Linked DNA regions of Homo sapiens: region 1 is linked to region 2. A link is an interaction called in ENCODE POLR2A ChIA-PET data of the cell type or tissue named here. Cell type or tissue: CD4-positive, alpha-beta T cell. All regions are shown on one strand. Each heading gives the region's core, and the rest is flanking DNA. Links, peaks and the distances in the headings are about the cores only.

Evidence for each region. Peaks named below come from ENCODE experiments on the same cell type or tissue, not always from the same donor. Only the 100,000 strongest peaks of a DNase experiment are listed, where the experiment ranks them.
Region 1: POLR2A ChIA-PET joins it to region 2 with 6 read pairs; 2 of 35 experiments call an interaction of 5 or more read pairs at or near these places.

The regions. Positions count from the first base shown.
Region 1 is chr19:17,563,709-17,576,086 of GRCh38, reverse strand. It overlaps COLGALT1 (collagen beta(1-O)galactosyltransferase 1), which reads right to left. Exons shown (of 12, transcript NM_024656.4): 4 at 8,547-8,681; 5 at 7,374-7,578; 6 at 3,485-3,604. Among named protein-coding and RNA genes, the nearest start is that of COLGALT1, 14 kb to the right of the region's middle. In CD4-positive, alpha-beta T cell, for the core only: no CTCF peak of the experiment used is centred there; no DNase peak of the experiment used is centred there.
Region 2 is chr19:17,616,884-17,629,261 of GRCh38, reverse strand. It overlaps UNC13A (unc-13 homolog A), which reads left to right. Exons shown (of 44, transcript NM_001080421.3): 31 at 1-22; 32 at 1,322-1,399; 33 at 1,665-1,753; 34 at 2,477-2,629; 35 at 4,310-4,433; 36 at 5,715-5,720; 37 at 7,392-7,430; 38 at 8,540-8,569; 39 at 10,300-10,356; 40 at 10,761-10,841; 41 at 11,413-11,560. Among named protein-coding and RNA genes, the nearest start is that of UNC13A, 65 kb to the left of the region's middle. In CD4-positive, alpha-beta T cell, for the core only: no CTCF peak of the experiment used is centred there; a DNase peak (open chromatin) is centred at 6,761; H3K27me3 peaks cover 850 bases.

The DNA of each region.
Region 1 (12,378 bases), core at 3,013-11,012, 54 kb after region 2:
CAAGAAATGATGGCATGCTGTATATTCTTGATTGGCCTGGGCCTCAGCTTTCCTCATCTATAAAATGGGCCAATAAGCCACTGAGAGGTTTCACAAAGAGATGTCATGAGATCATGCACTATGTCATGGGGTGAACTGTGTCTCCCCAGTGCCAACCACCAGTACCCCAGGATATGATCCTATTTGGACACAGGGTTGTGTACAGAGGTCATCGAGTTAAAATGAGGTCATTAGGGTGGGCCCTAATCCACATGGCTTGTGTGCTTTTAAAAGGGGAAATCTGTAGCTCCTTGGGAGGCTGAGGCAGAAGGATTGCCCAGGAGTTCAAGGCTGCAGCGAGCTATGATGGTGACACTGCACTCCAGCCTGGGTGACAGAGACTCCATCTCCAAAAAAAGCAAAAAAGAAGGCCGGGCACAGTGGTTCATGCCTGTAATCCCAGCACTTTGGGAGGCTGAGGTGGGCAGATCATGAGGTCAGGAGTTCGAGACCAGCCTGGCCAACATACTGAAACCCTGTCCCCACTAAAAATACAAAAAACTAGCTGGGCGCAGTGGCTCATGCCTGTAATCCCAGCACTTTGGGAGGCCGAGGCAGGTGGCTCACAAGGTCAGGAGATCGAGGCCATCCAGGTTAACACAGTGAAACCCCATCTCCAATAAAAATACAAAAAATTAGCCGGATGTGGTAGCAGGCGCCTGTAGTCCCAGCTACTCGGGAGGCTGAGGCAGGAGAATGGCGTGAACCCAGGAAGCGGAGCTTGCAGTGAGCCGAGATCGGGCCACTGCACTCCAGCCTGGGAGACAGAGCGAGACTCCGTCTCAAAAAAAACAAACAAACAAAAAATAATAAAAATAAAAATACAAAAAATTAGCCAGGCGTGGTGGCAAGCGCCTGTTAAACTCAGCTACTTGGGAAGGTGGGGCAGAATCACTTGAACCTGGGAGGCGGAGGTTGCAGTGAGCCAAGATCGCACCATTGCACTCCAGCCCAGGCGACAGTGCAAGACTCCATCTCAAAAAAATAAAAACCAAAAAAACCAAAAACCTAAATTAACAAATTAGCTGAGCATGGTAGTGGCATGCACCTGTGGTCTCAGCTACTTAGGAGGCTGAGGTGGAAGGATCGCTTGAGTCAAGGAGGTTGAGGCTGCAGTGAGCTGTGATTTTGCCACTGCATTCCAGCCTGGGTAACAGCGAGACTCTGTCTCAAAAAAAGGAAATGACAACACAAATATATGTGAGAACTTAAACTGGGAAAACTCTGGTAGCCACAGAGACGCTTCTCAGGCCCGTTTCTGATGGGAGTTGGTGATAAATGGAGACCCACCACCCCCAACTGTAGCCGGGTGGGACCTGGACACCTAAGTATGCCACTCTTGGGTGTTGTGGGGGGCCTGCCCCAGTGATTGTGCAGTCTCCAGGTGTCACCTCAAAAAGACTCAAAAGTCTCCCCCAGGCCAGGCGCAGTGACACACGCCTGTAATCCCAGCATTCTGGGAGGCCGAGGCAGGTGGATCACCTGAGGACAGGAGTTCGAGGCCAGCCTGGCTAACATGGTGAAACCCCGTCTCTACTAAAAATACAAAATTTGCCAGGTGTGGTGGCAGGTACCTGTAATCCCAACTACTCGGGAGGCTGAGGCAGGGGAATCGCTTGAACCCAGGAGGCGGAGGTTTCAAGTGAGCCCAGAATGCGCCACTGCATTCCAGCCTGGGTGACAAAGTGAGACACCGTCTCAAAAAAAAAAAAAAAGTCTCCCCAAAACACAAAGGGCAGGGTGCTATTCCATCTTGAGCCACCAGGGGGAGCCGCAGATAGACTCGTTCAGAAATCGGTAAGGCTGGGGAAACTGAGCCCCGGGACAGAGGCCTCACCCCTCCCACCCAGTCTCCATCTACGCAGTGGTGGGAATGGCAGTGGCTTTGGCAGGGCTTTCTGCGCCCAGTGCAGGGCGAGGCCCACATTAGCAATGGCTGAGATGGGAGCATCATCCCTAGACAACCTCAATTACAGCTCAGCCCTGCGTGCTCCTCCAGTTTTAGAGGGACGGCTGCTGGTTTCATAGTTCATGGATTTTTTTAAAGTTTTATTTATTTATTTATTGATACAGGGTCTGGCTCTGCTGCCCAGGCTGGAGTGCAGTGAAGCAATCTTGGCTCACTGCAGCTTCGACCTCCTGGGCTCAAGGGATCCTCTCGCCTCAGCCTCCCGAGTAGCTGGGACCACAGGTGTGTGCCATCACGCCTGGCTAATTTTTGTTATTTTTTTTTGGTAAAGACAAGGTTTCACCATGTTGCCCACGATATTCTCAAACTACTGGGTTCCAGGGATCCGCCCACCTTGGCCTCCCAAAGAGCTGGGATAATTATTTTTTATTATTATTATTTTTGAGACAGACTTACTCTATTGCCCAGGCTGTAGTGCAGTGGCACGATTATGGCTCACTGCGGCCTCCAACTCCTGGGCTCAAAGGATTCTCCCACCTCAGCCTCCTGAGTAGCTAGAATACAGGCATGTGCCACCATGTCGGACTAATTAAAAAAAAATTTTTTTTTTTGAGACGGAGTTTCACTCTGTTGCCAGGCTGAAGTGCAGTGGCACGATCTCGGCTCACTGCAACCTCCGCCTCCCAGGTTCAAGTGATTCTCCTGCCTCAGCCTCCCAAGTAGCTGGGACTATAGGCATTCGCTACCACACCCAGCTAATTTTTTTTGTATTTTTAGTAGAGACAGGGTTTCACCATGTTGGTCAGTATGGTCTCCATCTTTTGACCTTGTGATCCGCCCGTCTCGTCCTCCCGAAGTGTTAGGATTACAGGCATGAGCCACCGCACCCGGCCAAAATTTTTTTTAATATAGAGATGGGGTCTCACTATGTTGCCCAGGCTGATCTTGAACTCCTAGGCTCAAGCAATCCTCTTACTTTGGCCTCCCAAAGTGCTGGAATTACAGGTTTGAGTCACCATGCCTGGCCTATACATGCAGTTCTTTAGTGAAAACTTGCTGTCCTCTCAGTTTTCATGTCCTCTATAGCTCCTGACTGTCCTCAGGGGGAAGGTCCCTTCCTCAGCCTGGTCTCTGAGGCCATCCACCCTGGCCCTGGATACCAGCCCCAGGGGATCACTGACCTTGCCTGTTCCCCAGGTTCACGTCCCTTCCAGCCTCCCGGCCTTTGCCCACACTACCACCTCCTGCTGCAATCCCCTTTATGGTGAACTCCTACTCAACCTGCCCCTTAATGCCACCTCCTCCAGGAAGCCCACCCGACAACCCCAAGCATGCTGTGTACAGCTACCTGCAAACCAGCACTCTGTGAGAGCAGACACAACCCTCCACCTCGTTCACACGTGCCGTTGCACCCAGCACCCCCCACAGGGACTTGCATCTGCCTGGCACTCAGTCAGTGCTCATGGGACGGATTTGAGACATCAGTGAAAGGGAGGCAACCTGGCACCTCCCAGGGCGGTGTGCAGGCAGACTCACCCATGACCTCCAGCTGCACATGCATGAAGCTCTCGGCCTCATCCTGGAGGGTGCTGTGGGCGCGCAATGGCACTGGCAAGAATCCGTACTCCTCCTTGTTGCACACATACATCTGAACCTCTGCAGTGGGCAGGGAAGCAACAGACAAATGTAAAAACAGGCGAGGCCCAGTGGCTCATGCCTTCCATCCCACGGCTTCAGGAGGCCAACGCAGGAGGATCGCTTGAGGTCAGGTGTCTGAGACCAGCCTGGGCAACAGAGCAAGACCTTATATCTACAAACAACTTTTTTTTTTTTTTAAGACAGAGTCTCACTCTCCCAGGCTGGAGTGCAGTGGCACTACCTTGGCTCACTGCAACCTCCGCCTCCCGGGTTCAAGTGATTCTCCTGCCTCAGCCTCCCTAGTAGCTGAGACTACAGGCACATGCCACCATGCCTGGCTAATTTTTTGTATTTGTAGAGACGGGGTTTCATCATGTTAGCCAGGATGGTCTCGATCTCCTGACCTCGCGATCCACCTGTCTTGGCCTCCTGAAGTGCTGGGATTACAGGTATGAGCCACCACGCCCGGCTCTACAAATAATTTTAAAATTAGCTGGGAATGGTGGTACCTGCCTATGGTCCCAGCTCCTCGGGAGGCTGTGGCAGGAGGATCACTTGAGCCCAGGAGACTTGAGGCTGCCATGAGCTATGATGGCACACTGCACTCCAGCTTAGGCAACAGGGCAAGGCCCTGTCTCAAAAACAAACCCAAAAAAAAAACAGTAAAAATGCATGTTGAGGCACAAAAAGGAAAGTTTGACAAAATGTGAGTTAAGTTACTTCCTTCTACATCTATCCTTTTCTGGATGGTTTAAATTTTGATGAGTGTGTATCTTTTTTTTTGAGACAGAGTCTCGTTCTGTCGCCCAGGCTGGAGTTCAGTGGTGCCACCTCGGCTCACTGCAACCTCCGCCTCTGGGGTTCAAGCAATTCTCCTGCCTCAGCCTCCCAAGTAGCTGGGATTACAGGCACCCGCCACCACACCCAGCTAATTTCTGTATTTTTTTTTAGTAGAGGTGGGGTTTCACCACGTTGGCCAGGCTGGTCTCGAAATCCTGACCTCAAGTGATCCACTGAGCCCAGCCAAGTGTGTATCTTTTTTAGACTAAAAAACTCAATGATGCTCTTTTAATTTAATTTATTTATTTTTTTTGAGACAGAGTCTCGCTCTGTCGCCCAGGCTGGATTGCAGTGGTGTGATCTCCGTTCACTGCCTCCTGGGTTCAAACAATTCTTGTGCCTCAGCCTCCCAAGTAGCTGGGACTACAGGCACCCACCACCATGCCCAGCCAATTTTTGTATTTTTAGCAGAGACGGGTTTCACCATGTTGGCCAGGCTGGCCTCAAACTCTTGACCTCATGTGATCCACCCACCTCACCCTCCCAAAGTGCTGGGATTACAGGCATGAGCCACTACACCCGGCCTCTTTTAATTTTAATTGGTCAATTTCTTCTATAAAGGGCCAGGTGGTAAGTATTTTAGGCTTGTGTGCCAGACGGTTTCTATCTCAATGACTCTGTTCTGCCTGTGGCACTTGAAAGCAGCTACAGACGACACTTAAATGAATGGGCTTGGCTGGGTACTGATGACACTTTATTGATGGGCAATGAAATCTGAATTTCATACAGTTTTCATGTGTCACAATATTCTTCTTCTTTTGATTCTTTTCCCCAGTGATTTAAAAATGTAAAAATTGGCCGGGTGTGGTGGCTCATGCCCGTAATCCCAGCATTTTGTGAGGCTGAGGCGGGTGAATCACCTGAGGTCAGGAGTTCGAGACCAGCCTGGCCAACAGGCAAAACCCCATCTCTACTAAAAATACAAAAATTAGCCAGGCGTGGTGGTGCACACCTGTAGTCCCAGCTACTAGGGAGGCTAAGGCAGGAGAATCAATTGAACCTGGGAGGTGGAGGTTGCAGTGAGCTGAGATCATGCCACTGTACTCCAGCCTGGGCAACGGAGGGAGACCCTGTGTCAAATAAATAAATAAATAATAAAAATGTAAAAATTGTTGGCCAGGCACCGTAGCTCACGTTTGTATTCCTAGCGCTTTGGGAGGCTGAGGTGGGAAGGATCACTTAAGGCCAGGAGTTCAAGTCTAGTCTGGGCAACATAGCAAGACCCCATCTCTACAAAAACATTTTTTTTTTCAATTAGCTGGGCATGTAGGCAGGTGCCTATAGCCCCAGCCAGTCTGGAGGCTGAGATGAGAGGATTGCTTGAGCCCAGGAGGTTGAGGCTGCAGTGAGCTACGATCACACCACTGCACTCCAGGCTGGGTGACAGAGTAAGACTGTGTCTCTAAAAAAATAAAAATAAAATATAAAAGTTGTTGTTAGCTTGTGGCCATATAAAAGTAATTAGTGGGGCCAGGCGCGGTGGCTCACGCCTGTAATCCCAGCACTCTGGGAGGCCGAGGTGGGCAGATCACAAGGTCAAGAGATCAAGACCATCCTGGCTAACACAGTGAAACCCCGTCTCTACTAAAAATACAAAAATTAGCCGGGCCTGGTGGCTGGTGCCTGTAGTCCCAGCTACGCGGAAAGCTGAGGCAGGAGAATGGCGTGAACCCAGGAGGCGGAGCTTACAGTGAGCCAAGATCGGGCCACTGCACTCCAGCCTGGGCGACAGAGCGAGACTCCGTCTCAAAAAAAAAAAAAAAAAAAAAGTAATTAGTGGGCCAGGTTTGGCCTGCAGGTCAGTTTGCCAACCTCTGGTTTCCAGTAAACAACAAGTCAACATGAGGCTGTGCTGTCTCTTTAAATATTTGTTTTCCCAATTAAACAATTAATATATGCTCAACTGTAGAAAATTAGGAGAATGGCCCAGGTGCAGTGGCTCCCTCCTGTAATCCCGGCACTTTGGGAGGCCGAGGTGGGCGGATCACCTGGGGTCAGGAGTTTGAGACCAGCCTGGCCAACCTGGGGAAACCCTGTCTCTACTATAAATATAAAAATGAGCCAGACATGGTGGCGTATGCCTGTAATCCCAGCTACTTGGGAGGCTGAGGCAGGAGAATCTCTTGAACCAGGAGGCAGAGGTTGCAGTGAGCCGAGATCGCACCACTGCACTCTAGCCTAGGTGACAGAGCAAGACTCTACTTCAAAAAAAAAAAACAAAAGAAAATTGGGAGAATATAGAAAAGTATGAAGATTGAAATAACATTTGGGGTTGATCATGGAAAATTGTGTAACGGGTTCAATGTATATTATTTGGGGATGGATGCCCTAAAATCTCTTGACTCACCACTTCACAATCTATGCACGTGACAAAATTACACTTGTGCTCCATAAATTTACACAAATTAAAAAATAATAGTAACATGCAATCAATAGGTATTTTTTTCTTGAGAAGGATTCTTACTTTGTTGCCCAGGCTGGAGTGCAGTGGCATGATCTCGGCTCACTGCAACTTCCGCCTCCCATATTCAAGTGATCCTCCCGCCTCAGCCTCCCCAGTAGCACCACCACGTCCGGCTAATTTTTGTATTTTTAGTAGAGATGGGGTTTCACCATGTTGGCCAGGCTGGTCTCAAACTCCTGACCTCAAATGATCCACCCGCCTTAGCCTGCCAAATTGTTGGGATTACAGGCATAAGCCACTCTGCCTGACCAACCAATAGATCTTAAAGAGCTAGGGAATGAAGCTAACCAGCAAAGCCAGGGCTGGAGAGAAACGGGGTCCTGGAGACATTATCTGAACACCTAGATACAGCTGCACCTGAAGTCAGCCCTGCGCTGCATTGTTTGGGTTCTGTGAATCTTCAGTGTGTTCTGAACTGGCTTAGTGCAAAACCCAAAGAACCAGGCAGATGCCCCTGCGATGGCAGACCCCTCATGTACGTACCTGCCTGCTTGCAGGAGAAGGCAAAGACGATGATGTCGTCAAAGGACCAGGTGTAGTCAGGGTGAGGTGGGTAGAAGGCCAGGTTCCTGGACGCCGCCTTCCGCAGGTCGATCAGGAAGGTCGAGTGCACCATGGGAACTGCAAAGCAGCCCCGGCGGTCTCGCTTGCGGATAGGGATGTAGGCAGGTGTGCGCTTGTAGTAGCCCTGTGGGGAGAGAGCGAGAGTTCCGCGTAGGGGTCTTGAAAGGTGAGGATGGAGACCCGTGATAGTGGGCGGCATGAAACAGGACCAGACAGACAGCCAGGCACAGCAGTGTGCGCCTGTGGTCCCAGGACCCCAGACTCAAGCCCAGTGTGGGACCTGTGGCCAGGCATGGCCAATAAGAAAGAGCCTTGTATTTTCCCAGCTTCAGTAATGAGTTCAGAGGTAGTGTGGAGAGGAGACTAGCAATGGCCCAATCAGAATGGATGATGGCTAGACGCTGCTGGGATCACTCTCAAGCTGTCTGAGAATGAACCCACCCAAAGGATGGAGAAAGACAGTTATCCAAACACCTGGATCAAGCCATGCCTGAAGTCCCATCCTGACACCACCACTTGCTAGCTGTGTGACTTTAGGCAAGTCACTTCCTCTCTGTGTTTCTGTTTCCACCTCTGGAATAGCATGGTGGGGGACAATCAAGGACCCTCTATTCTTCCCTCCTGTCTGGCCTCAGAGGGCTGTTTAAAGATTACCATAATGAGTTTTTGTTTTGTTTTGTTTTTGAGACCAAGTCTCACTCCGTCACCCAGGCTGGAGTGCAGTGGCGTGATCTCGGCTCACTGCAACTTCCGCCTCCTGGGTTCAAGTGATTCTCATGCTTCAGCCTCCCGAGCAGCTGGGAGGACAGGCATGTGCCACCATACCCGGCTAATTTCTGTAATTTTTTTTTTTTTTAGTAGAGATGGGGTTTCACCATGTTGCCCAGGATGGTCTCAAACTCCTGAGCTCAGGCAACCCGCCTGCCGCAGTCTCCCAAAGTGCTGGGGTTACAGGTGTGAGCCACCGTGCCCAGCTTCCATGATGATTTTTGTAAAACACACACCACGAGGTTGTGTGACAGTAAGTTACACTCTAGCCACGGCACCCCCCTGCTCAGCCCAGTCCCCACAGTCCCCAGGCCCTCACTCTACCTGGGAAGTCATTCCACACCAGAAGTTGGAGTACGCAGCCCGGGAATCCAGCATGGGGGCGACCACCGTCTTGTTCTCAGCGATGAGCAGGCTCAGTGTGTCAGGGTTGAGGATCAGGTTGTCCGCATCTACAAACTGCAGAACACCCCACAAAGCATCAGCATGGGCTGCCAGGTCAGGCTACCATTCAGAACAGCTGGGGCAAAGGCCAGTGCCCTGGGGGTCTGGCAAAGACCTCTGGAAGCACCCCCTACACCGGATGAAATGAAGCAGGGACCCCGTTTTGGGGGCCTGCAGGATCCCCTGGATCATGGAAATAAAGCAAAGGTCTTCAGTTCCTTCAAAGAAAATTCTAGGCACTGAGATAGCCCTGAGAAATAAATGAACAACCAATGAGCAAGAAGGTAGCAAAACCTTTTTTTTTTTGAGACGGAGTCTCGCTCTGTCACCCAGGCTGGAGTGCAGTGGTATGGTCTCAGCTCGCTGCAACCTCCGCCTCCTGGGTTCAAGCGATTCTCCTGTCTCAGCCTCCCGAGTAGCTGCGACTACAGCCGTGCACCATCACACCCGGGTAACTTTTTGTATTTTTAATAGAGACAGGGTACCATCATGTTGGCCAGGCTGGTTTTAAACTCCTGACCTCATGTGATTCGTCCACCTCGGCCTCTCAAAGTGCTGGGATTACAGGCATGAGCCACCATGCCTGGCCTACTATTTTACTTTTTCTTCATTTTTTATTTTTTAAAGGGATAGCATCTTGCTGTGTCACTCAGGCTGAAGTGCAATGGTGTAATCGTAGCCCACTGCAGCCTGGAGTTTCTGGGCTCAAGTGATCCTCTCATCTCAGCCTCTCAAGTAGCTGAGCGTACAGGCACACGTCACCATGCCTAGATAATGTTTTCATTTTTATTTTTATGTTTGTAGAGATAGGATCCCTCTACATTGCCTAGGGTGGTTTTGAACTCCTGGGCTCAAAGCGATCCTCCCCATGGCCTACAATAGTTCTGAGATTACAGGTCTGAGCCACTGCACCTAGACTAAAATTAAATATATATATATAAAATCACACATAGAAAATGATTAGGTCCGGACGTTCCCCCTCTACCAGGATGTAAAGACACAGAAGTCATGATATATCACAGAACTACCAGAAGGTTTTTTGTTTTTGTTTTTGTTTTTTTGAGATGGCGTCTCCTGTTGCATAGGCTGGAGTGCAGCGGCGTGATCTCGGCTCACTGCAACCTCCACCTCCCATGTTCAAGCAATTCTCCCTGAGTCTCCCAAGTAGCTGGGATTACAGACACATGCCACCACGTCAGGCTAATTTTTGTATTTTTTGGTAGAGATGGGGTTTCACCAGGTTGGCCAGGCTGGTCTCGAACTCTTGATTTCAAGTGATACGCCTGCCTCGGCCTCCCAAAGTGCTGGGATTACAGGTGTGAGCCATTGTGCCCGGTCTGGATTTTTTTTCTTTTACTGCTGGTCCACAGAGATGCTTTCTGTTACCCAGGCAGTATCGTTTAGAATATTTGGATTAACTGCCATGAACAACAACAAAAACTAGAATTCCAGTATCCCCTGGCAACGTGAGAATACCATTTCCACATGGCAACCTTCAGTTGCAGAGGGGAGGTGGCTGGGTCTTAGGACAAGCCCTGTGGTCATGTTACACACCCCATCCGGTCCCTCTGGATGTTTGAATCTGTGACCTTTGAATATTAATGCAGAACAAACAGCCAGATCACTGTGGCAGTTCCTCAAAAAGCTAAACATAGAATTACTACATGATCCAGGAATTCCATTCCTAGGTATGAACCAAGAGAATTGAAAGAAAGGACTCAAACAGCTTCTTTGTTTGTTTGTTTGTTTTTGAGACAGAGTCTTGCTCAGTCACCCAGGCTGAAGTGCAGTGGTGTGATCTCGGCTCACTGCAACCTCCACCTCCTAGGTTCAGATGATTCTCCTGCCTCAGCCTCCTGAGTAGCTGGGATTAAATACAGGCGCGCACCACCATGCCCAGATAATTCAAACAGGTCTTTGTACGCTCATGTTCATGTCAGAATCCCAACAGCCAGGCCGGGTGCAGTGGCTCACACCTGTAATCCTAGCACTTTGGGATGCCAAGGCAGGCAGATCACATGAGGTCAAGAGTCCAAGACCAGCCTGGGCAACACGGTGAAACCCCGTCTCTACTAAAAATAAAAATAAATAAAAATAATTAGCCGGGCATGGTGACACATGCCTGTAATTTCAGCTACTCGGGAGACTAACGCAGGAGAATCGCTTGAACCCAGGAGATGGAGGTTGCAGTGAGCCGAGATCGTGCCACTGCACTGCAAACCTGCGCGACAGAGCAACACTCTGTCTCAAAAAAAAAGTCTCAACAGCCAAAAAAGGTGGAAGTGACTGAAGTGTGTCCATCAACGGATGAGGAGATCAACATAACGTGGTCCACCCAGACAACGGAATAAGAGTCAGCCATACAAAGGAAGGAAGCACTGATCCAGGCTGTAATGAACCCTGAAAACTCAATGCTGAGTGAGAGAAACCAGACACGAAACGCCATATAGTGTGACATTCCATTGACAAATCCGTAGACAGGAAGCAGATTAGTGGCTGCCAGAGCCTAGGGGAGAGGAATGGGGAGTTGGGGAGTGACTGCTGATGGGAATAGGGTTTTCTTTCTGGGGAATGAAAATGTTCTAGAATTAGAGGTGGTGGTTGCAAAACAAATAAATATATATGTGAACTGACTTCAATTAAAACAAACAAGAAAGAGGAGAAAGTGAATCTCTCCAGGAGATACAATTAAAATTTAGATGCTGGCCAGGGGCGGTGGCTCACGCCTGCAATCCTAGCACTTTGGGAGGCTGAGGCAGGTGATCACTTGAGGTCAGGAGTTCAAGACCAGCCTGGCCAACATGGCGAAACCCCATCTCCACTAAAAATACAAAAACTTAGCCAGGCATGGTGGCGGGCACCTGTAATCCCAGGTACTCCGGAGGCTGAGGCAGGAAAATTGCTTGAACCCAGAAGGCAGAGGTTGCAGTGAGCCGAGATGGCGCCACTGCACTCTAGCCTGGGTGACAAAATGAGACTCCATCTCAAAAAAAAAAAAAAAAAAAAAGTAGATGTTTTTCTTTCTTGTTTCATATGTATATCTATATTATACACACACACACGTATATATGTTTATATACATATATAGATATATATACATATACACGTATATATGTATATATGTATACACACACGCACACACATACACACACACATACACATATACGAAGCTTAAGAAAGGGTCTCGCTCTGTCACCCAAGCTGGAGTACAGTGACACAATCATGGCTGATTGCAGCCTCCTACTCCTGGGCTCAAGCAATCCTCCCACCTCAGCCTCCCAATTAGCTGGGACTACAGACACAAACCAGTACACCTGGCTAATTTTTTTTTTTTGTTAGTTTTTGTAGAGATGGGGGGGGTCTCACTATGTTGCCCAGGCTGGTTTTGAACTCCTGACCTCAAATGATCCTCCCACATTGGCCTCCTGAAGCACTGGGATTACAGGCGTGAGACACACCCAGCTCGTATATTTTTATTTATTTTTTTTACCTGCAAGTAACATCCATAGCTTTTGTAAAAAGAGAGAGAAAGGGGGACCTTCAAACAATCATTTTAAAACATTAGACAAACTATTTCACATTCCAATATGGGTTCCAAAGTCCCCAGTTACAAAAATATAATTTTGTGACCAGGCGCAGTGGCTCACACCGGTAATCCCAGTAGTACTTTGGGAGGACGAGGTGGGTGGATCACCTGAAGTCAGGAGTTCGA
Region 2 (12,378 bases), core at 2,395-10,394:
CTCCAAGGAGAAGGAGAAAGTGGTGACCTGAGGGGGCCCCTGACCTATCTCCCTCCTCAGCCCCATTCAGCATCCCCAGGACTCCCTTCTCCCCAGGGCCCTGACACCTGGGGCTATGTATGTCCACCTGTGTGTGATCTGACTGGATTGTCTGTGTGTTTAGAGGTGCTTGTTTGAATGTGTGTGATCAGAGTGTATCTAGTTGTGTGTGTCTGAGTGTATGGGAAGTAAGTGCATGTGTCTGACTGTGTATTGTCTGTGTTGACTGGTATACTCTGCGTGTGTGTGTGTGTGTGAGTCTGTGCACATCTGAGTGTGCGTGTCTGATCATGTTTTGTCTGGCTTTGTTAACAGGGTATGGCATGAATGTGTGTGTGAGTCCAACTGTGCACGTCTGAGTGTGCGTGTGTGATTGTGTTTCGTCTGGTTGTGTTAACTGGGTATAACATGAGTGTGTGTATCTGTGTGATTGTGTTTCGTCTGGCTGTGTTAACTGGGTATAACATGAATGTGTGTATCTGTGTGTGTCTGTACATATCTGAGTGTGGGTATCTAGCCATGTTTCATCTGTGTTAACCGGGTATAGTGTGAGTGTATGTATGTGTGAGTATGTGTGTTCAACTATACAACACATCTAGGTGTGTGTCTCATATTTTATCTAGCTGTGTTAACTGGTTATAGTGTGAGTGTGTGTATGCTTGTGTGTGTGTCCAGCTGTGCATGTCTGGGTGTGTGTGACCGTGTTTTGTCTGGCTGAGTTAACTGCATATAGTGTGAGTGTGTGTGTGTGTTTGTGCACGTCTGGGTGGGTGTGTCTCACCAGGTTTGGTATGGCGGTGTTGAATGTGCGTGGTGTGAGTGTGTGTCTATGGCTGTGTCTGGCTGTGCATGTCTGAGTGTGTGTATCTGTGGGGGGGGTCTCGTGTGTATATCTCGGGGTGAGGGCACACGCCTTCAGTGTGTCACTGTCTGGCTGTTGCAAATGAAGCCTTCAGGGTGTGAGCTGCAAAGCTTTGGGCTCTTGCAGGAAACTCTGCTACTCCCAGAGTTCCCAGCCCCTCTCATGGACCCCCCACCAGGCCTGGGGTCGTGGGATTACTTGAGTCCTCCTTGCCCCCACCAGTCCCCAGAGATGCCCGCCCCAACAACACGCCCAGGAACCTGAGCACAAAAGCTCCCTTCCATTTGCAGGTGACCCCATGGGACCCCAGCTTCCTCCAGACCCAGACCCTGAAACCATCCCAAGGTCCCTGGCGGTGGGTAGGGGAGGCTCTGGGGAGAGGTCCTGAGGCTTGACTCCCCTCTCTGTTCCCACCCACAGCCCTGCATTCTCATGAATAACACTCAACAGCTACGAGTTCAGCTGGAGAAGATGTTCGAAGCCATGGGAGGAAAGGAGGTGAGGCAGGGCCGAGGCAGGGCTGGAGAAGGGATGGGGCACCCCCACCACTGTGTCCCTGCAGGCCCCTGAGCTCATATGCCACCAGGCCTGGGGATGAATTCCAGCTCAACCATGGCCTTAAACCCAGGCTTGCAGCATAACGGTCTGTGCCTCAGTTTCCCCTGCAGCCCCTTGGGATCCCTTTCCCTGGGTCAGATGAGAAAATGCCCAGTACATGTGGATACTTACTGAACCTGGCCTGGTGTCCCTTCTCCCTCCTTAGCTGGATGCTGAAGCCAGTGACATCCTGAAGGAGCTTCAGGTGAAACTCAATAACGTCTTGGATGAGCTCAGCCGGGTGTTTGCTACCAGGTGGGAGCATCTCCAGGGCTGGGGGCAGTGGGGAGGGAACAGCCTTCAGCCCTCTAAGCCTGGGGCATCTGGAGGCTCAGCAGATGTAGAGGTGAAGATTGCAGGCTCAGAGTTAGACAAGGCTGAGTTCAAATCTTGGCTTTACTGCTTACTAGCTGTGTGGCCTTGGGTGAGTCACTTAACTTCTCTGAGCCTTATTTTTTTTTTTATTGCTCTGTAAATTTGGGGTGATGACAATAATAGTACCTGGGTAGGATTTTGAGAATGAAATGAACAATGCGGGCAAATGTCTTATCCCTTTGCCTGGTTCTGCAGTTACTATTTTCCACTCTTTTTTTTTTTTTGAGACGAAGTCTCGTTCTGTCACCAGGCTGGAGTGCAGTGGCGCGATCTCGGCTCACTGCACCCTCCACTTCCTGGGTTCAAGTAGCTGGGACTACAGGTGCATGCCACCACACCCAGCTAATTTTTGTATTTTTAGTAGAGACAGGGTTTCACCATGTTGGCCAGGGTGGTCTCGATCTCTTGACCTCGTGATCCGCCCGCCTTGGCCTCCCAAAGTGCTTGGATTAAAGGCGTGAGCCACCGCATCTGGCCTGTTCTCCATTCTTGCTCGGTTATGTGCTGTGATGCAAATGATATGACCTCAAGGACCACAGATCAGCATCTGTGTCCTCATCCAGCCCTTCCTGTGGTCTGAGCCCTTCCCTTCTGTGTCCCCAGCTTCCAGCCGCACATTGAAGAGTGTGTCAAACAGATGGGTGACATCCTTAGCCAGGTTAAGGGCACAGGCAATGTGCCAGCCAGTGCCTGCAGCAGCGTGGCCCAGGACGCGGACAATGTGTTGCAGCCCATCATGGACCTGCTGGACAGCAAGTGAGCTGGGCCAGGTGGACTGGGCTGGCCGGGGAGGGGCTGGGGCAGGGCCATAGAGACCCAGGGACTGGCTGGAGAGGGTGTGCAGGGAATGTTTGCTGGGTGGTCACTGGATAGTTGGATGGCTGAGTAGATGGTGGCATGAAGGGGATGGAAAGTTGGGTGGGTAAATAATTGGAAGGATTGGTGAGTAAATATTTGTGTGGATGAATGAATGGTGGATGAATAGGTGACATGAGGGATGGGTAGGTGGGTGGACGCATGGATTAAAAGATAAATGTTTAGAAGGATAGAGGGAGGATAGATGTTTTAAAAAGATGGATGGGTGGATAGTTGGGTAAATATTTGGATGGATTAATAAATGTTTTGATGCATAGATGGATTGATGCTTAGATGGATGGATGTCTGGCAGGCTGGCTTGATGGATGGTTGGATGGACGATGGATGGATGGATGGATGGATGGATGGATGGATGGATGGATAAATGGTTGGATATGTGGATAAATATTTGGATGGATGAATAAATGTTTTGATGCATAAATGGATGGACAGATGGGTGGATGGATGAATAAATGGATGGGTGGGTAGATGGATGGATAGATAGGTGGATAAATATTTGGATGAATGAATAAATGTTTTGATGTATAGATGGATTGATGCATAGATGTCTGTCTGGCTGGCTGGATGGATGGATGGATGAATGGATGGATGGATAGGTCAATAGATATTTAGATCATTGAATAAATGTTTTAATGCATAAATGGATGGACAGATGGGTGGATGGATGAATGGATGGTTGGATGGGTGGGTGGGTAGATGGATGGATGCTGGATAGATATAGGTGGATAAATATTTGGATGGATAAATAAATGTTTTGATGCATAAATGGTTGGACAGATGGGGGGGTGGGTGGATGAGTGGGTCGATGGATGGATGGATTAATAGGTGAGAAATATTTGGATGGATGAATAAATGTTTTGATGCATAGATGGATGGACAGATGGATGAATGGACAGGTGGATGGATAGATAAATGGATAAGTGGATGGATGGGTAGAAGGATGCATGGAAGGATGGATGGATGAACAGATGGATGGATGGATGGATAGAAAAAGAAATAGAGAATTAAGGACCACTGGGGGAGGGATGGATTGGTGGGTGACTGGATCAGTTGGTGGATGGATCTTGGTGGACTGCCTGTCTCCTTCAACCCCTATCCATCCAACCACAATCTCTTTGCTGTTTTCCCTTTCAAGTCTGCCCTCCTCTGACCATTCCCCTCCTGTTCCTCTTGGGCATGGCCTTCTCCCTCATAGTCCCTGATCTCCATCCTTCCTGTTTCGGTTCATCCCCCACACTGTTCTTTCAAACATGAAAGTCTGGCTGTGTCTCCCTCTTGAACACTCCATGGCTCCCCACTACCCCCATCCTGATAAAACCCAAGCCTTCCTCCCAGACATTGGGGCCCCTTCCCATCTGGTCCCTGCTGACTAGTCCAACCACCACTCACTCTTCTCTTCATGCATCAGATATCATAGCCCCATCAAACCACCCAGGGGTCCCTGTACAGGCTGTGGGCCCTCTTTCCTATCTGTGGAATGCCTTGCCCACCTGTTAAGGGAAGGTGATCTGTGGGTGGGGGCGAGCTGGGCCCTCTCTCAGACCTGCCCCTCGTCCCCAGCCTGACCCTCTTTGCCAAAATCTGTGAGAAGACTGTGCTGAAGCGAGTGCTGAAGGAGCTGTGGAAGCTGGTTATGAACACCATGGAGAAAACCATCGTCCTGCCGCCCCTCACTGACCAGACGGTGAGACCTGCAGGGGGCCCGAGGGGACATTTAGGCCACCTCCCTGGCGAGAGCCCAGAAAACTTGGTGCCTAGAGGCTGGGGGGTAAGAACAAAGGCATCCGGTCTCAGAGAGGTCATCCAGGCTCAAGGGCCATTCAAGGGTCATGGAAGCCACCAGAGGTCAGTGGGGGGCCATTCAGAGGTCAGAGAGTTCACACAGGGGTTAAAGATCATCGAAGAGTTAAAGAGGTCATTCAGAGTCCATTGTATTTTCTCTGGGGTCAAAGACATCAGGTAGAGTCAAGAGACCACTAAAGTCATAGAGGTCACATGTAGGTCAAAATAGCTTTCAAAGGTCAGAGGTCATCTAGAAAACAGGTCAATTTTGGGATCAAGGTTATCCTTGAGCCACGGAAGGCATAGACATTGGCCAGGCACCGTGGCTCACGCCTGCAATCCCAGCACTTTGGGAGGCTCGAGGCGGGCAGATTGCTTGAGGTCAGGAGTTCGAGACCAGCCTGGGCAACATGGTGAAATCTCGTCTCTACTAAAAATACAAAAATTAGCTGGGTGTGATCCTGTGATCCTGGCTTCTTGGGAAACTGAGGCACGAAAACTGTTTGAACCTAAGAGGTAGAGGCTGCAGTGAGCTGAGATGGCGCCACTGCACACTCCAGCCTGGGCAACAGAACGAGACCCTTTCTCAAAAAAACAAAAAAAAAAAAGAGAAGGCATAGACATCAATGGGTTTTTCTAAGGGCTTTGGGGCTCATTCAAAAGCCAAAGAGGGGAGACACCATGGACTTCAGACATCAGAGATCAATAGACCAAGGGGCTCCTGGAAGTCAGCCAGAGGTCATGGAGGGCATCCAAGGTCAGAGAGGTCAAGCAGAGATCATTGGCCATCCAGAGACCAGGACCGATAGACCAGAGGCCATAATCTCTAGGGACCAAGGGGACCCAAACATCTGTAGAGGGATGTAGCTGGGCGTGGGTCCCTCCGGGAGGCATCAAGAACCTGAGGACAGCAATGGCATGTGGGCTGTGGGCACATTAGGGAGTGGGGAGGTCTTTCCCAGGTGGACCACGGAGGCTTGGGGAGGGTGAGCGGGGGCCATAGATGGGCGACGATGGTCGGGGAGGCTCGGACTTCCCATCCTTCCACCTCTTCTGGGCTGGGCTGGGGCAGGGGTCTTGCCCCTCCGTGCTGCCATCTCTGCCCCCTCCCTGGCCTTCCCGGGAGACTCATGGTACCTTATTCCCCCCTCCCCCACCGCCCCGCCCCCATCACGGATGACAGATGATCGTAAGTAGAGTCCCGTCTGTCCGTCTGTCTGTCCGTCCTCTCTGTGTCTGGACTCGGCCCACCGCGTCGCTGCACCCCTCTCCCCACCCACCCAGCGCCCCCTCCTCACCCACCATCCTCCCTCCCGCCTAGATGTGCCTGTGTCTGTCTGGGGCGGGGCATGGGGAGGGGGCGGGGCTGGGAGGGAGGGAGACCACGCCCACCCTCCCTGTCCCACTGAAGTCCAGAGGAGCCCCACTACCCACTCCCAAACCCCAAGCCCAGCTCCTCCTTCGCAGCGGACCTGCCGTCTAAGGGTAGAATCCAACCTTGCTCCCGTGCCCAGATGTCACCAGACGCCCTGAAGCTAGAAAGAGGATCAACCCCAGGATTCCTCTGACCTCCTCTTTGGGCTCTGAACTGTCAGCAGCTTCCCAGAATGCAGGTCCTCACCATGAGGGTCTCTACTTCTGATTCCTCTGAAATTCCATGCTCCAGACCATTCCTTGGTACCCCACCACCCTGTCTACCCAACTCCCGCCATCCACACCGACACACACCAATCCCAGACATACACCCAGGTGCCCAAGTGGGAGACTTTTGTCATGGCTTTGATGTCAGGTAGACTTGGGGTCAAATCCTAGCCCAGCCACTGTCTCTCTCTGTGACCTTGGGAAGTCACTTGACCTCCCAGCCTCTGTTTCCTTGTCTGGAAAATGGGGCTCATTGCATCACCTCCCTGAGGGTAGTTCTAAGAACCAAATGGCATGATGCATTAAAATACTCATCTCAGTATTGCCTGAACCCAGGAAGCAGAGGTTGCAGTGAGCCGAGATCGCGCCACTGCACTCTCAGTGACCGGCCCAGAGGCAGAGCTAATGGTGGTGGTGGTGGTGGTGGTGGTGGTGGTGATATGCAGACATGTGTAAGAGCAGAGACAAAACAACTTCAGATTTTCCCTTTGTGGGCAAGACAAGGCTGTTACAAGATTTCACTTTGTTAAAAGTTTACAAGGGCTCTTACTTCCTGGTAGCTGCAGCCTGGGTCTTTGGCTATAACCACTTGGTGGCAGCATACCCAACCACAGGCAATGCATTTGTAGGCAGGGGGAATAAAGGAATTCGCATTTAATGACTCCCCATATGCCAGGCCTTCTCATAGCTCCTGTTTCAGCTCACCTTCATGATAACCCTTTGAGTGAGGTGGATATTATTATCCCCATTTTGCAGATGAGGAAAGCTGAGGCTCAGAGAGGAGTCACTTGTTCAAGGTCATATAGTAAATATATGCCAGAATCAGGATTCAAATTCAGATCTGTCTGAATATGCAGCCCATTTGCTTTCCTGTTAACCCAAGAACCAAGAGTCTCATGTGTACAGTAAATGTAAATGGATTATATTTTGGCAGTGGCTTTTTTCCCTTCTTTCTGACTTTCTTTAGCTCTGTATCTGTATCTTTCTCTCTCTTTCCTGTCTCTGCCTCTCACACCATTTAAGAGTGAGTCACTAAAGCGCATGCACGTGTGTGCACACACACAGACACACACACAAACACACTATCCCCATGCAACCCAGTCACCAGTACCCTGTGCAGTGTGGATTCCCCCATCCCCATGAATATTCCTGTGAGCATCCCAGCTTCCCACCCTGCACGACTTGCCAGGTTGATCACCCTGTGACATTATCTCTGCAGGGGAACCTCTTGAGAAAACATGGCAAGGGATTAGAAAAGGTAATGAGGGCCTCGTCTCACTGAGGCCCTGAGCTCCAGTGTCTGGGCATGTGTGTGCATGTGTGTGCGTCTGTGCACCTGGGCAGGAAGGGCAGCTGGGGGTCGTGGGTAGGAGATAGCTCTCCTAACCAAGTCCTGCAAAACCAGAAGTCAGAGATGAAGTGATTCTCCAGGGACAGAACGTGCAGTGTGTGTGTCCACATGTGAACTAATGTGTGTGCACAAACAGCTCCCATCCTCCCACAGCAATACCCACAGGGCTCATCTGAGCCCTGGGCTCAGCTGAAATTCTGTGCCTTCTTGAGGAGCCTACACGCTAGATCACCACCCTGGACTGAGACGTGTTGTTTTTTACGTAGATTTCTTTTTGTTGCTGTGCTAATGGGTGTTTGTTGTTAAGGAGATGGGAGCTACAGCAACACGCAAGCAGCTGTCTTGCTGTACACTTGTGCAGAAGATATCGTTGTACATTTGTGTCTACAAATGGAGTCTTAGCTTTGTGAATGTGGGTCACAGGGGTTCCGTACTCTCTCTGCCAGCCCTTTGCGGGGCACATTCAGTGTCCCAGGCACCCTATATGTGGATGTGAATCCGTGTGGGGTCAAGAAGGGTGTGTGGGTTTTTGTGTGTGATATAATTGTGTACGTGCCTGCAAGTGTTTAGGAGTGCACGTATGTAGTTTAGTGTATGGGTTCTTCAGCACTGAGTGAACTTACAGTATATGTTAATATGTTTTTTGTAGACTTGGGTGCTGGGATATAGGGGCAGCCCCTTAGGGAATGGAGGAGGAGACAGATTCCTAGCCCTGTCTCATCTCCCCACCTCCCCAGGTGCCCCATCCTGGGGCAGGCTGACTGTGGGATGAGGCTGCTTCCAGCCTCCTGGGTACCCCGAGAGTGTGCTGGCAGTCAAGGAGTCTGACCTCTAAACCCCTGCTAGGGGACCAGAGGAGGTGCTAGCTGGGGAGGGGGCCCACCATTAGACCCAGGACCTGGGGAGGAGCTCCTGGGCTGGGAAGTGAGACTGTGCTTTGAGGGGGCAGGGAAGTCCCACTGAGTATCCTCCCAACAGTCACCAGAACTCTGACCTCCACCTGATTCTCTCCACAGGGCAGGGTGAAATTGCCAAGCCACTCAGACGTAAGACCGGCCTCTCACTGTCTGTCTGGCTCCCATCCCACTCCCCCCCACCCCACCCCTGTGCCCCCTTCCACCTCTGTGGTTCGTGCCGTCCGAGGGCGTACTGTGAACCTGTCTGTTGGTCTCTTCTTCCTTTGTCTGTCTGGCTTGCTCGTGGGGGGTGGTGGGTGGGGGGTTGGTGGGTAGGGCAGAGGGTACCCAGGAAGGCCCCTGAGCCCTGCCAGACTACAGGTGGGTGCAGCAGGGGAAACTGAGGCCCAGTCCGCTGGACCCCTGAGTAACTGTGCCTTGTAAGAACCTCAGGATCACAGACAAGAAATAAGAATAGTAACAGCCAAGATGATAATAGTAATACCTCTAGGAATGACCAGATGGCCAGCTGGTAGACTATGAACATAATTCCAAATATTTCCACAGTAAATGGGCCCCCTCCCCACCTAGCCTCACCCAGGACCCCCAGACCACCCCAGGACCCAGTAAGACAAGACTTGTTACCTCAATACTCAGCCCCACCCTGTCCCCCAAGTTACCATGGGTATCCCTGTTAGCCACAGTGGGAATTGAGGCTCAGAGCATTCAGGGACAAGCCTGGGGCCATCCAGCAGTGACAGAGGAGGCTAGACACATGCCTTCCAGGCTGGGACCCCGTCTCCCTTAGCATTGCCCGTGACTTTGAGACCAAGTGATAATTAGCGAACACTGAGCAAAGACTTGTTCAGTCCAGACTAAGCCACAAAGTGGATATAATTTTCCTCATCTAGATGGGAAAACTGAGGCTCAGAGAGGTTAAGTGCCTTGCCCAGGGCCACACAGCAGGACTGCAATTTGAACCCAGGCCCATCTGGCTTGTCAGAGCCATCACCACATCACCATCTTGCTAGTGTCTGTTTGGGGGTGGGGTGGAGGACGGATATGGAGGTGTTTGTATAGAGGGAGGATTTTTCCTTTAAAAGGTCAGACTGGCTGGCAATGTGGCTCACGCCTGTAATCCCAGCACTTTGGGAGGCTGAGGTAGGAGGATCGATTGAGCCCAGGAATTCAAGACCAGCCTGGACAACACAACAAGACCCCATCTCTATGAAAAAAATTTCAAAAACTAGCTGGATATGGTGGCTCACACGTGTAGTCCCAGCTACTGGGGAGGCGGGAGGATTGCTTGAGCCCAGGAGTTTGAGGCTGCAATGAGCTATGATCATGCCACTGCACTCCAGCCTGGGCAACAGAGGGAGACTCTGTCTCAAAAAAAAAAAAAAAGAAAAGAAAAATCAGACTGAAATTCCTCCCAGATTACAGGGGAAATTTCCCTGCAGAGGGGATGCTCCTTGAGGAGGAGGAAGTGTTTGACCAGAGCCATTTTCTGCAACCTCAGCCTAGCCTATTGTGTTCCCAAAGCTCCCTTTCCCTGGAAACCCTGCCCACACCCACAAACACCACCGTCTGAGGCTCCCCCAACCCACTGCCCCTCACAGTCTGGTCCCTGTCTGTTTCTCCTGTTACACAAGCCTGGGTGGGGCTGAGAGGGTGGGGGACTATCCTCACAGGACCGGGATTTTCAGGGACAAGGTCACCACATCCTCCTCAGTTCTTCCTGGGGAATTCCAGACCTCTGTCCCTGGGACACAATTATTGCCCTGCCCAGAGCCTTTGGGCAAGAACCAAGATGGTCTCTGGGGCTGGAGTGTCAGCTGTAGCACCCCTGCCCTCACCCAGCTGTATGTTGTTACCTGCAGGGAACCCAGATGATCTTCAATGCAGCCAAGGAGCTGGGTCAGCTGTCCAAACTCAAGGTGAGGAGTGGGGATAGATTATGGCGTGAGGGACTGCCCCCCAAACTCATGTGGCTTCCAGGTTGCCACCATCCTGGGGGAGGGGTCCCAGGATGATGACATGCATTACAGGCTCAAAGGACAGAAACTCTACTCACTGAAGCACAAGATATTTGCTCCCCAGTGTGTCAGAAAGATGTGAATGGTTCAGCTTCAGGTACAGCTTGATCAAGAGGGCAAGTCATTTATTCAACCAATATTTTTTGAGCACCTGCTGTGTACCAGTCACATATTGGGTGCTGGGATGATGAAAACATAGACCCTCAGCCCAGCTCCTCCAAGTTGAACAGGGATGAGACCCATAGACACAGATTCCAAAGGTGGAGCCCACTCCACCCACATGGCCCCTCTCCCCATCCATCCAGGATCACATGGTACGAGAAGAAGCCAAGAGCTTGACCCCAAAGCAGTGCGCGGTTGTTGAGTTGGCCCTGGACACCATCAAGGTGAGAGGCCCTACCCCTCCCCATCCCAGGTGGGGGATGTAGAGGGTGTGGCTGCTGTGGTCATGGACTTAGGCTCGCCTCGGACCCACATTAATTTGTTCAATTTATGGACACTCCCTCGTTCCCCTGTCTGTGCCAGAGCTGGGCTGGCTAATGCTGGAGCCTTAAGGAGCCCCAGGTCGGGGAAGACTGCTGGATACAGACATTCTCAGCCTTGTAGGATTAGGCTTGGGGTAGAGGGAAGGATGTGGGCTGGGGGAGCCCAAAGAGTGAGAAGGTGTAGAGGGAAGGATGTAAAGGACCTCGTGCCAGGCATTTCTTGAGGTGTAGAAGGGTAGAGGGAAGGATGGGGGCTGGGCGAGCCCAAGGTGGGAGAAGCCAGGCCTTCCTGGAAGACGGCATGTGAGAGGTGGGTTCTGAGGAATGCATAGGAGTTCACTAGGCAAAGCAAAGGAAGAGGTGAGAAAGTAGTAGCGGGAAGAATTGGGAGTGGGGACAGCAGGGCTACCCAGCCCTATGAGTGGGTAGAGGTTCCCACCATCCTCACCTCTCCCCACCCTGTCCTCCCCAGCAATATTTCCACGCGGGTGGCGTGGGCCTCAAGAAGACCTTCCTGGAGAAGAGCCCGGACCTGCAATCCTTGCGCTATGCCCTGTCGCTCTACACGCAGGCCACCGACCTGCTAATCAAGACCTTTGTACAGACGCAATCGGCCCAGGGTAAGGGTACCCAGACCGCATCACCCTTTCCCGCTCCGCGGAGACAGCCCCGCCCCAAGCCTGAACGGCTGCCATTGGCTCACTCCCCTGTGACGTCATGGATGGGGCGGAATTGACATCTCTGCACCAAGTCCAGGGACCAATGAGCGATCAAAGGTTCATGGGGGCGGGGCCTCTGACGTCACAGGCCTGGAGGTGATCGTCAACCCCTGGGAAAATCTGTGATGTCCTGGGGCCAGACAATGATTAACAGCTCTGGGATGGAATGTCTTTGACATCAAGGACCAGGGTAGGATTGATGACTCTTAGGTGTGGAACCTGTGACGTCGTAGGGCCACAAGGTGATTGTCATCTCCTGGGAAAATCAATGGTGTCCCAGGGCCAATGAATGATTGTCAGCTCCTGAGGGACCTGGACAGTCATGGGTCCAGGGAATCGTTGACAGCTCTGGGAGACTTCAGGAGTGATTGACAGCTCAGGATGGGCAGGACCTCTGATGTCAAGGGGTCAAGGAATGATTGGCAGGTCCATGGGTGGGAACTTTGACGTCATGGTCCCAGAGAGTGGTTGAACTCCCCTGAGGAGGGACCTCTGTGATGTCATGGGGCTAAGGAATGATTGACAGCTCCGAGGGCGGGAGGGACCTCGACTTGGTGGGGGAGGGTGGACGGAGAGGGAGTTCCCATTTCTCAAACTCTCTCTTTCTCTCTGTATTTTGCTTCGGTCTCCTGTCCCTCTCTGAGCGCACACACACGGCAGCTGGGGCTGGATGGAGGGCAGGATTCCCTGGGGACCCCCCCTTTTCAAAATTGGTCCCG